Linked DNA regions of Homo sapiens: region 2 is linked to region 1. A link is a loop called in an ENCODE intact Hi-C map of the cell type or tissue named here. Cell type or tissue: ascending aorta. All regions are shown on one strand. Links, peaks and the distances in the headings refer to the core of each region. The heading gives the core; the rest is flanking DNA. Region 1 overlaps SUSD1 (sushi domain containing 1). Region 2 has its middle 28 kb from the start of MIR4668.

The links. Hi-C counts contacts between places; a loop is a spot of excess contacts. Peaks named below come from ENCODE experiments on the same cell type or tissue, not always from the same donor. Only the 100,000 strongest peaks of a DNase experiment are listed, where the experiment ranks them.
Region 2: it touches region 1 in a loop (1.9-fold over the local background); 9 of 110 quality-filtered maps call a loop at or near these places.

The regions. Positions count from the first base shown.
Region 1 is chr9:112,047,720-112,053,099 of GRCh38, reverse strand. SUSD1 (sushi domain containing 1) reads left to right here. Exons shown (of 17, transcript NM_022486.5): 15 at 662-701. Among named protein-coding and RNA genes, the nearest start is that of LINC02977, 10 kb to the right of the region's middle. In ascending aorta, for the core only: no CTCF peak of the experiment used is centred there; a DNase peak (open chromatin) is centred at 2,309; H3K27ac peaks cover 404 bases.
Region 2 is chr9:111,957,243-111,962,622 of GRCh38, reverse strand. No RefSeq gene overlaps it. Among named protein-coding and RNA genes, the nearest start is that of MIR4668, 28 kb to the right of the region's middle. In ascending aorta, for the core only: no CTCF peak of the experiment used is centred there; DNase peaks (open chromatin) are centred at 2,802 and 4,272; H3K4me3 peaks cover 514 bases.

The DNA.
Region 1 (5,380 bases), core at 308-5,307:
GCTTCCTCTGGGGAATATTTTCAAGTCTTATATAGAGCAAGTCCCCAGCATTTGTAACAGGTAAATAAGCATATCATAATGACAGGGGGGAAGAGATATTCATTCCACTGAATCTATAGATTTCTTCTACTATGGATGAGCTTTCATATATGTTCCTGTTGCTTTCTTCCCGGTTCATGGACACATTTTGGGTAACTGACGTTGCTAAGTGACATCTAGATAGATGAAGTATTATATACTGGGACTTCTCATAGCTTTGCCTCTAACATGCATCACTACTTCTTGCTGAACCTTCTGAACGTGTGACCTCAGAATCCTTTTCAGCATAATTCTCTAGGCGGTCCATGCCAGTTGCTCAGAGCTGGTCAGGGGAATGGTCCTTTTTGTCACTCCTGTTGTTGGCCTATCATATATGCTTTCCAAGACCTGTTGGAAACCTATAGAAGTGATCTGTAGGGTCACTTCTGTCCATGCAACCCACGCCGGTCCCTTGAACACTTAGTGATATCACAAGATATTAGAGCTAGATTGGACTTTAAAGGTCTAGTTCAGATTAAGAGATTGAAAAAGCTGAAACTCAGAGGGCTTCAGCCTCCAAACTATATTTAAACTGACACTGTGTGCCACCTAGCTAAATGCATTGCTATGTTTTCCTTTATAGGTGAGAAGACACTCCTGTGCAGTTTGGGCTCAGGTGAAAGGTAAAATTATTTTCTGCCTATGAATGCTGTCCTTATTTCTTTTCTGCAGCATCAAGTTCATATTGATGAGATCTGTTTATATAATTGTCACTGGTGACCAGAACCCAATTCATACTACTTTAAGCAAAGAGCTTCATAGCTGAAAAAAAATGGGAGGAGGGTGAGTGGATGGGAGCTTATGGAATTATACAAAGAGCTACCCCACCAAGAAGGCTCCAGGAACTGGGACTGGGGACTCAACACCGTGAGTGGGACTTTCTATTTTTCTCTTGTTTCAGTTCTCTGTTTCTAAGAGTCACTTGGCTTCGTTTTCTTCTACTGTAGGACATGTGAGAGGGAGTGATGGCAAGCTCCCGCAGCTTACCGATTTCACTGGGAAAACATAGCTTTTCAATTCGGGGAAAGATTCTTTCCTGCTAGGTTAAGTGACTGCCCATTGGATGAATCACTGTTACTAGGAGATGGGCTAGGATGATTGGCCTCCCTTGGGTTTTATGTCTCCTCATGGCTGGTTGGAGGCAGAGCAGTGTGAACAATAGGTCCACTAGGTTTGCAATGAAAGGGAGACAAAATCCCTATCAAGAAATGGGGCACAGGAAAAGATGCCGAAAAGCCAATACAAGAGCTACAACAGTCCACTACCATTCGGCTGTGTAGCTTGTGCACATACACATATAATATTAAGAAAAACTGTAATCCCAGCACTTTGGGAGGCCGAGGCAGGTGAATCACCTGAGGTTGGGAGTTCGAGACCAGCCTGACCAACATGGAGAAACCCTGTCTCTACTAAAAATACAAAATTAGCCAGGCATGGTGGCACATGCCTGTAATCTCAGCTACTCGGGAGGCTGAGGCAGGAGAATCACTTGAACCCGGGAGGCAAAGGTTGCGGTGAGCCGAGATCGCGCCATTGTACTCCAGCCTGGGCAACAAAGGCAAAACTCCATCTCAACAACAACAACAACAAAAAAAAAAAAAAAAAAAAAAAAAGAAAAGAAAAACTTCTTCCCTTAACAAAATGGAACTATCCTATGCATGATCCCACATGGAACCCTAGTGGAAGACAACTGAAAGCTGGGTCCGTTACTGCATCCAGCTCCAAGACCAGGAATCCTGGGGATAGCATCTTCCTCTTGGTCAAGTCCAGATGTGTTTCTTGTGCTCTATTTAAGTAATCTATGACTAAATGGCAAATTTAACCAATCTCAAACCATAATACATAATATGAGAGGGAAAACTGAATAGCACAATAAATACGCTCATTTAGAAAGGAGGAAAAGATAAAGCAATGTACAGTGGTCAGGGGGCCCTGTAGCAGTGATCACCTCTTGCTGGGCAGGACAAGCAAGCATCCCCTGCCCTGGCAGCAGAATGGGTCACTTGGGTGGTCAGTTTGGGTCTGCCTGATGGGACCCCTTGTCCATTTCCTCCAAAGCCTTTCCTTAGAGATGCAGTGGGAACATTTCTGCTGAGCGCTGTATAGCTTAAACCTTTGCCTTGGAAGAGTTATCCAGGCGGGGAAATTGCCTTAGGGTTTGAGCAATCACAGGTCTTTGTTTTCCAGGCTCGGGATTTCCCTGGCAGTACAGTACATTTCTTTAAAACCAACAGGCAGCCAGCCAGTGGATTTGATTCCCAGGAATTCCATTAGTTTGTAGCTAATACCAGAAATCTTGTTGAGTTTATGACCTTGGAATCTGGACCTTTTCCGTGTGGTTTGTGGGTCCTAGCAACAGGCTGTCAAGTTCTGCCCTTAGCCCACAGTATCAGTTTAACCCTTTACCTCCTCTCCCCGCCTCAGAGCAGCATAAAACAATCAACTGGCATGGTGAGGAAGTGCCAGCATAAACTTGCTTCCCTAAGGATTCCACTGGATAGCACTTTTTAATGGGGAATTTTTTATCCTGTCAGTAGAGAATACTGTGCAGGAAATATCTGGGAGGGGCCTGGGGAATTAGGCTTCCTCCATTTGTCTGCTTCTCTCCTGATCTTATTTTCATCTTTTTACCTCTGCTCAAACCAACTGCAACAAGGGTAGAGGACTTGGCTTTTCAGCAGGGTGCAAGGCGGGTTACCTGACTGTCAGCCATCTTGGATTGCTGATGACCAGGCAGTGAGGGCCCCTCTTGACAAAGATGGGTGCTGTCCTGTTTCTGTGTGCAGATGGGCCAAGTCCCTTTACTTGTAGGACTTTAATAAAGGCCACACATTCCAACATTCATAAATTTTTTTTTGCCAGTCCATCCCCTGAAGCTCTAGGATTGGGCATGGCGTTCTCACGAGGAAAAGAGATGCTTTTATCAGAATAATTAAGATGACAAAGCTTCCAGACACAAAAATAATAGCTTCCAGAATCCACTCTACTCAGCAGCTGTTTGCTATGATTGGAAGACATTCAAACTGGGTAGAAGAAATCGCCAAAGAGCTGGCTGCAGTCATTCTGCTATGATTAAATTAACAGGGAGGATTTTGCTTTGAAAATATCTAAGTGGCTTTGGCAGTGCTCTGGTTTCCCCTCAGCTTGAGAACCAATATTGAAGGAGAGTTTGAGCCTTTGAAATTAAACCACTGGAAATCTCTGGAAGATAATAGGAAAAACACTGTTCTGTGGAAATTCTGAAGGCAATTCTAGCAATACTTTTTTATGTATAACATTTACCTGTGTTGTGCACCCATCTTGGGCAGTCTACTTTTTCAAAAAAGTTTGGAGACTGCCATTTCAGAAAGTAATTTGCAGAGAACCGAGATCTAAATTAGTCCTGAAATCGTGCCAGTTCACTCGTGCCAAGGCTCAGCCCCATTCTGGCCTTTGCCCAGTGACAAATTATGCTATTTACCTTTTGCATATTGCCCCTAGAAGAGCTTTGTAAAGATGATCAGGAAACCAGCAGTCGGTTTGATGGAAGATGCAGAGGCCTGGGCTTACTTGCCTGAGTCTTCTGCTACTAATCAGCCAAGTGTCTTTGAAATAGTATTTAACTTGGCCAGTTCTCAGTCGCCCTCTCTCTGGGATCTCTGAGATGCTTTCCAGCCACAGAGTATTATGAGTCTGTGATTTCTTGAGTCACAAAGCAAGGTCATTTGATATATGTGAGATGATAATAAGCTGTAATCGGGGAACATTCTCCAGTCGTAAGCATGAAACCTCTGAGTTATTCGGGACTACTCCTTTTTCTCTTTCAGCCCACATTTAGCACCTTGGGCACGCCTCTCTGATTTTCATTTCTGTGTTCACTCCCTGAGCATAGGCCTTCCTACCTGTAGCAGGGATGACGGGCAAATCCTCCTTCCTCATCTCCCATCACAAGAGTTCAGAATTTCCCTCGTCATTCCAGCCTACACACCACCACCTGACTTGTTTCTAAACTCAGAACTGATTTTGTTTCCTCTGCTTCTGTGGTCCTCCATTATTTTTCAGTTTGGCTTCCAAGTCCTCTATTTGACACAAACATACCCTTCTAATTACATCTTTTATTCTTCTCCATTCAAACCAATGTTCCAGCTGTTTTCTGGCTATGGCCCATGCTTTCTCCTCTTAATGTCCTTGCTCATATAATTACTTGACGACTTCCATCTGGATTTCCTGATCACCCACCTGTGAATCTCTGCTTATCCCACCTGTTTTTCAAGATTAAAATCAAATGCCCTTTCTTCCCTGAAGCTTTTTAAATTTTCTCAACAGGGCAGGATCTGCCCTTCTTTGGCTATTCTGCTATATTTTAGAGCAATGGGTGTGCACTTGTTTTGTCTGTCTTCTACTACTAGATTTTACACCCTTGAAGGGCATTTGAAGAGGAGGAACAGAGCCTGGCATGCATTAGGTGTTCAATCAGAATGCACTGAATTGGGCTGAATGATTACTGAGGAAGCAGCAGTTAGTTTTATGGGAAATGAAGCATAGGAGGTGCAATACTTATCAAATAAGCCAGAGAAGACTTACATCAGGATATAAACCTAGTGTGTATGTATACATATGTATTTACTGTATATGTACATATATGTGTATATATGTACATATATACATGCACACAATCATTTTAAACCTTTATAGTTGTGATGGGAAGAATTCTAATATGGTTCCCAAATTCCTTGTCTTTGGTATACATCTACCTTCTCTCAGTTATTCATTCAAAGACTGTTCTAGGTATTGCTGTGAAGGGATTTTGGAGATGTACTTAAGCTCCCGAATAGGGAGATTATCCAGATAGGCTTGACCTAATCACAGGAGCCCTTTAAATCTGGATCTAGAGGTCAGAGATAGGGGAAGTTGGAGCTTCAAAGAATGAGATGGATTTGACATAGGGAAATTCTCCTGCAGCTTGAAGATGGAGGGGTCCACATGGCAAGGAGTGCAGCTTAACAGAAGGAGCTGAGCAAGGCCTGGCTGCAGCCAGTAAGAAAATGGGGACCCTAGTCCTATAACTGCAAGTGTCTTAGTCTGTTTTGTGTTGCTATAACAGAATACTGGAGGCTGGGTAACTTATTAAGAAAAGAGGTTTATTTAGCTCATGAGTCTGTAGGCTGGGAAGTTCAAGAGCATAGTACTGCATCTGGCCTGCTTCTGGTGAGGGCTACATGCTCACCAGAACAATGGTAGAGAAGTGGAAAAGCCAGCAGGTATATACAAAGAGATCATGTGATGACACAGGAAGCAAGAAAGAGTCTAGGAAGTTGACTCA
Region 2 (5,380 bases), core at 228-5,227, 90 kb after region 1:
GTATGGAGAATAGTCAAAGTGTTAGAAGACTAGAAATGGGCAAACAGTGTACAGTTTTTTGAAGGGAGAAGGTAGATCCCCTAAACTATAGGTGAATGAGATTGACATTGCTTCCAGTCTCCCAGGCTGGGGTGCAGTGGCATGATCTTGGCTCACTGCAACCTCTGTCTCCCAGGTTCAAGCGATTCTCCTGCCTCAGCCACCCAAGTAGCTGGGATTACAGGCGTCCACCACCACGCCTGGCTAATTTTTGTATATTTAGTACAGAAGGGGTTTTGCCATGTTGGCCAGGCTGGCCTCGAACTCCTGACATCAGGTGATCCAGCCACCTCAGCCTCCCAAAGTGATGGTATGACAGGCATGAGCCACCGTGCCCGGCCTGAAAATAATTTCAAATGAAATATGAAAGGAATGGTTCCCAAGCACGTAAAAGAATCCTTTGCAATTATGAAACAGTACAGGTGCTCTGAGAACAAATCATGTCAGACAAATGTTATTTCCTCCTTTGACATGGTTTCTCCATGGTAGATTTAGAGGAGAGATGGACTCTGTGCATCACCAGATTATAAGAACCTCATGGAGCTTTCCTAAGGCAGAATTATGTGGCTCATCTGTAAATTATCAGTGGTGTGCTGGGGTCGCCTCATGCTGGCTCACAAGAGCTGTTTATGCATATACATCTCTTTCCAACTCTGTGTTCAATGACATCACCTTGGTAGTTTGAAATCTGCCATGGTAGGAAGTAGTTATGCCATGGAAATCAGCAAACATTACAAACAAACTAGGGTTTTTTTTTCTTCTGGGTAGTCAGCTGTTAAAACACTTACCGCCACAACACGGCATCTACGGCAAGTATCTGGTACAGTGCCAAGACACAGCAGGTGCTCAATGAATGTTGGCTGAAGAAATAAATAACTTGACCAAAAAACTAAACAGAGTCTCCCGTAATAAAATTGGGGTCAAGATAGAGACATCTTAGCTGCATGCTAGCGCAATGAAAATTTTAAAAACAAACAAACAAAAAGAAAAGAAAAGAAATAAAGAAAAAAGAATCAATGTCAAGTTGGAGGGAATTTTCTAAGACTGGAAAAAAAAAAAAAAAACTCTGCCCTTGGTCCTGTGAGTCTTGAGTAATCTTTGCCAATGTAAAGTCCTGTTCTTGGATTAAATGAGAACTAAAGTAACAAAGCAAATTATAAAATGCAGGGTGGGGTGGAGGTAGGAGAACATAGCAGCATGAGGTGTGAAAAGTGAATCTCACTATTCCAAACTGGCCAGAAGATGATTAATGCATTGTGCCCAGATCCAGGTGTCACACAGTTGAGCATTCAAAGAAGAGTCACTAGAGTGATGGAAAACCAAAACTTGCCAGATGAGGCTTGACAGAGGAATTATGAGTGTTTTCATTGGAGAAGACTCAAATGAGTGTGAGGTTGACCCCAAATATTTGAATGATTATCACATTGATAGGGCCATCACACTGCCCAACTCCAGGGACACTGTTTACACAGTAGTCTACGTGAAAAGCAGCAGACGCCCACAGCTGAGCAATGTGCAGTCTGTACAACTGAAAGCACTTGTCCTGCATATGGCAAGGTATCACTATTTCAAATAGTAGAAGCCCCTGAGAATTATGTTTCAGCTCAATTTCGGCAAGACCCTCAGAACTGCTGAAGAAGATCCCTCTTGCCTTCGATGGATTCAAAACAGAGGCTGAATGGCCCATGTCTTAGAGGTGGCATAGGAAATTCTGACAACAGAAATTCTGAAGGAGGGTTTTTTGTTTGGTTTGGTTTGGGGTTTGTATTTTTTTTTTTTTGTTTGTTTTTTTTGTTTGCTTGTTTGTTTGTTTTTTTTGAGACAGAGTCTCACTCTGTCGCACAGGCTGGAGTGCAGTGACGCAATCTTGGCTCACTGCAACCTCTGTCTCCCAGGTTCAAGCCATTCTCTTGCCTCAGCCTCCTGAGTAGCTGGGACTACAGACACGTGCCACCATGCCCGGCTAATTGAAGGAAGGTTTTCTTGGATGACTTTTTACATTTTTCTAACTCTGAGATTCACTAGTCCCAGAGATAGAAATTGTCATTTATGGAGCTTCTACTTGTACTAGCTACTGTGTTGGGAGCTTTATGTATCTAATTTAATGTAATATTCAGAACAGCCCTACAATGTGGATATTATATTTACAGATAAGAAATTGAGACTCACATATTAATTCTTTGTCTGTAGTCATTCAATTATTGAGAAATTTAGCCAGGATTTAAAGCTGAGAGTATATGATTCCTTTGTTCTTCCTGGAACACTGGGGATTGGAAGGAAAGCTCGCCACCTGCCAACCCCCCATCCCAGAACTTTTGATTGGCAATGTGACAAGTCTCAACAGTGGTGGTCATGTCTTATAGGCAAGACTTCATACATTGCCTGAGCTGATGACTCAGGCTGAAGACCTCCCCCTCTAGCCTTGGGATACCTAGTGCATGGGATCAGACTCTTGCTTTGCTTCTTGCCTTGGGCTGTCATCACATATTCACAATGCCCTGAAGAAAAGGAAGATGCTCAGGAAAACGTAGCCTCTGACCGAATCCTCCTCTCTAGACTGAAGGTTGCGAGTCAGATGGTTCTTTATCCTTCCTCTCCACCTACTACACTGAAACTCCGGTCTTGACAGTGACTCTGTGGCTCACAATCAGCCCCAGGATTGCTTGCTTGCATGGAGCCAGTGACAGACTGGAGCCAGTCCCTGGGAGCTACCAAGCAGCTGACAAACTGGGAAGCGTGATCTTTGACTCATTCATCCATTACCCAACTAATCAGCACTGCATAGCTTGGGTGTTCACAGTGTGTCACCGCACACCAGAGCCACACCTCTCCATGGCTGGAACAGCTTGCCTTGCTGGCTCCTGAAGCATTTAGAGGATGTTTGTTGACTGGGAAGAACCAGTGCCTTGACTATTACCTAATGAGCTGTATCCACCAGTCATGTAACTCTCCAGTGTGAGAATTTGGTTGTGGGCTGATGTTGTGTCTTGGGCAATTACTTTGGATTTATCTGGAGCCACCCCTGTTGACAGTGGCTAGCACTCACACCTAGGATTAAAGTCTACTTATTATCAGAGGGCAAACACCTGTCCTCACAGTGAACACAACTACAATTACAGTCAGGGATTCATATCTCATTCTCTTTCAGCCTCTCAAGTGCACAATTTATTTTTGGCCTTGCTATTTTTCTGTCTGAATTATTTCCCTGCTATCCAGGCACTCCAGAACCCAACATTATTCTGTTCCATCCCACCACCACCATTATTGTCATGTCTGTAAATACACCATCGAACCATAAAAATTGGCACTACAGACAAGACAATGCACAGAAGGCTTGTCCAACATAAAACAGAAACTGCCATGATGTTTCAACTCAATATCGTATCCTCCCCCACCTTAAATGAAGAGCTGTTGTAATGTGTGGCACAAACAATGGTAAGAAATTGGTAAAAGGCGGTACTTATCTTTATTTTTCTAGAAGATTCTAACATTGTCTTGGAATTCACCAACCTCAAAACTTTGTAAAGACATCATAATGAAATGCTGAAAGTGACTGAAAAAGGGCTGTACTACACACTAGTTAAAAAAAACCCACAGTGAGGCCGGGAGCAGTGGCTTACGTCTGTAATCCCAGCACTTTGGGAGGCTGAGGCGGGCGGATCACCTGAGGTAAGGAGTTGGAGACCAGCCTGGCCAACATGGTGAAACCCCGTTTCTACTAAAAATACAAAAATTAGCCTGGCATGATGGCAGGAGCCTGTAATCCCAGTTACTTAGAAGGCTGAGGTGGGAGAATCACTTGAACCCAGGAAGCAGAGGTTACAGTGAGCCAAGATTGTGACACTGCACTCCAGCCTGAGCGACAAGAGTGACATTCTGTCTCAAAAAGCAAAAAAAAAAAACAAAAAACCCACAGTGGGTTCTGATCTCCAACTCCTGCTCCTCTTCAGATGATGCCAGTGATTACCCTAAACCAGTGGGGCAGGTTGGGTCTAATTGTTTGTGGGCAGCCCATGTCTCCTGGTCTCACACAGGATGCCCTGCACTGGGATGTCTGCCTGTTTCTATAGGATCTTATTACTCAGCATCATCTTTCTGCACAAGCTGAAGCTGCAGTGTTTGGATGCTGAGTCTGAGAATAGCTGAGTGAGGCTGAATGCTCTGAATCTCCAACCCGAGGGCTGTGAGCATGTAATCTGCTGGGATTTTTCTCCTCTAGTGACTGTATTCATATATGTGGTGGCCAAGAAAAGGAGGTTTAAAGCCCCTCTGTCTGGAGGAGTTCCTTCCTGCTTGAGATCGGAACTGAAAATGACTCCTCCATGTGCACAATGCTCTGGTATTTCCTGGGCAACAGTGTTACATGCTTCTGCAGCAAGAGTAACTTGAGATACTGCTTTTTAATCACTTCTTGCCCAATATCTCATATTACACAGTCATAATCCTCTCATACTCATTCATCAGAAAGCAGAACAGTTGGTGAATAGCTTGAGTTCTTCAACTGCAATCTGTAAGGGATATAGTGAGGTGGTATTTGTGTCGTTTTATTGGAGAAATCAGGGGAAGGTTTGACTGGGGAGATATCACCTACCTACATCATTTTCTTTCTTTCTTTCTTTCTTTCTTTTCTTTCTTTCTTTCTTTCTTTCTTCTTTCTTTCTTTCTTTCTTTTTTCTTCCTTTCTTCCTTTCTTTTCTTCTTTCCTTCCTTCCTTCCTTTCTCTCTTTCTTTCTTTCTTTTTCTTCCTTCCTTCCTTTTTTTTTTTTTTGTTAAGACTGAGTCTCACTCTGTTGCTCAGGCTGGAGTGCAGTGGCACAATCTCAGCTCACTGCAACCTCTACCTACCAGGTTCAAGTGATTTTCCTGACTCAGCCTCCCAGGTAGCTGGGATTACAGGCATATGCCACCACATCCAGCTAATTTTTATATTTTTAGTAGAGACAGGGTTTCACCCTGTTGGCCAGGCTGGTCTTGAACTCCTGGCTTTAAGTGATCCACGCACCTCGGCCTCCCAAAATGCTGGATTACAGGCGTGAGCCACCGTGCTCAGTCATTGACTACAGCAGGAGACATCTCATATCGTGGGCTGCAGAGAATTCCAAAGAATGCTACTTCCTCATTAGAGCCATCTTTAATGGATATTCCCTGAAAGAAAAAGATTAAAGTTCAGTTTGCTACATGTACATCTGTAGAATGAATTCCTAGAAGTAGAACTGTTAGGTCAAAAGGCATGTGTATTTATTTATTTATTTTTTATTTATTTTTTTTTTTTTTGAGACAGAGTCTGGCTCTGTCACCCAGGCTGGAGTGCAGTGGCACGATCTCGGCTCACTGCAAGCTC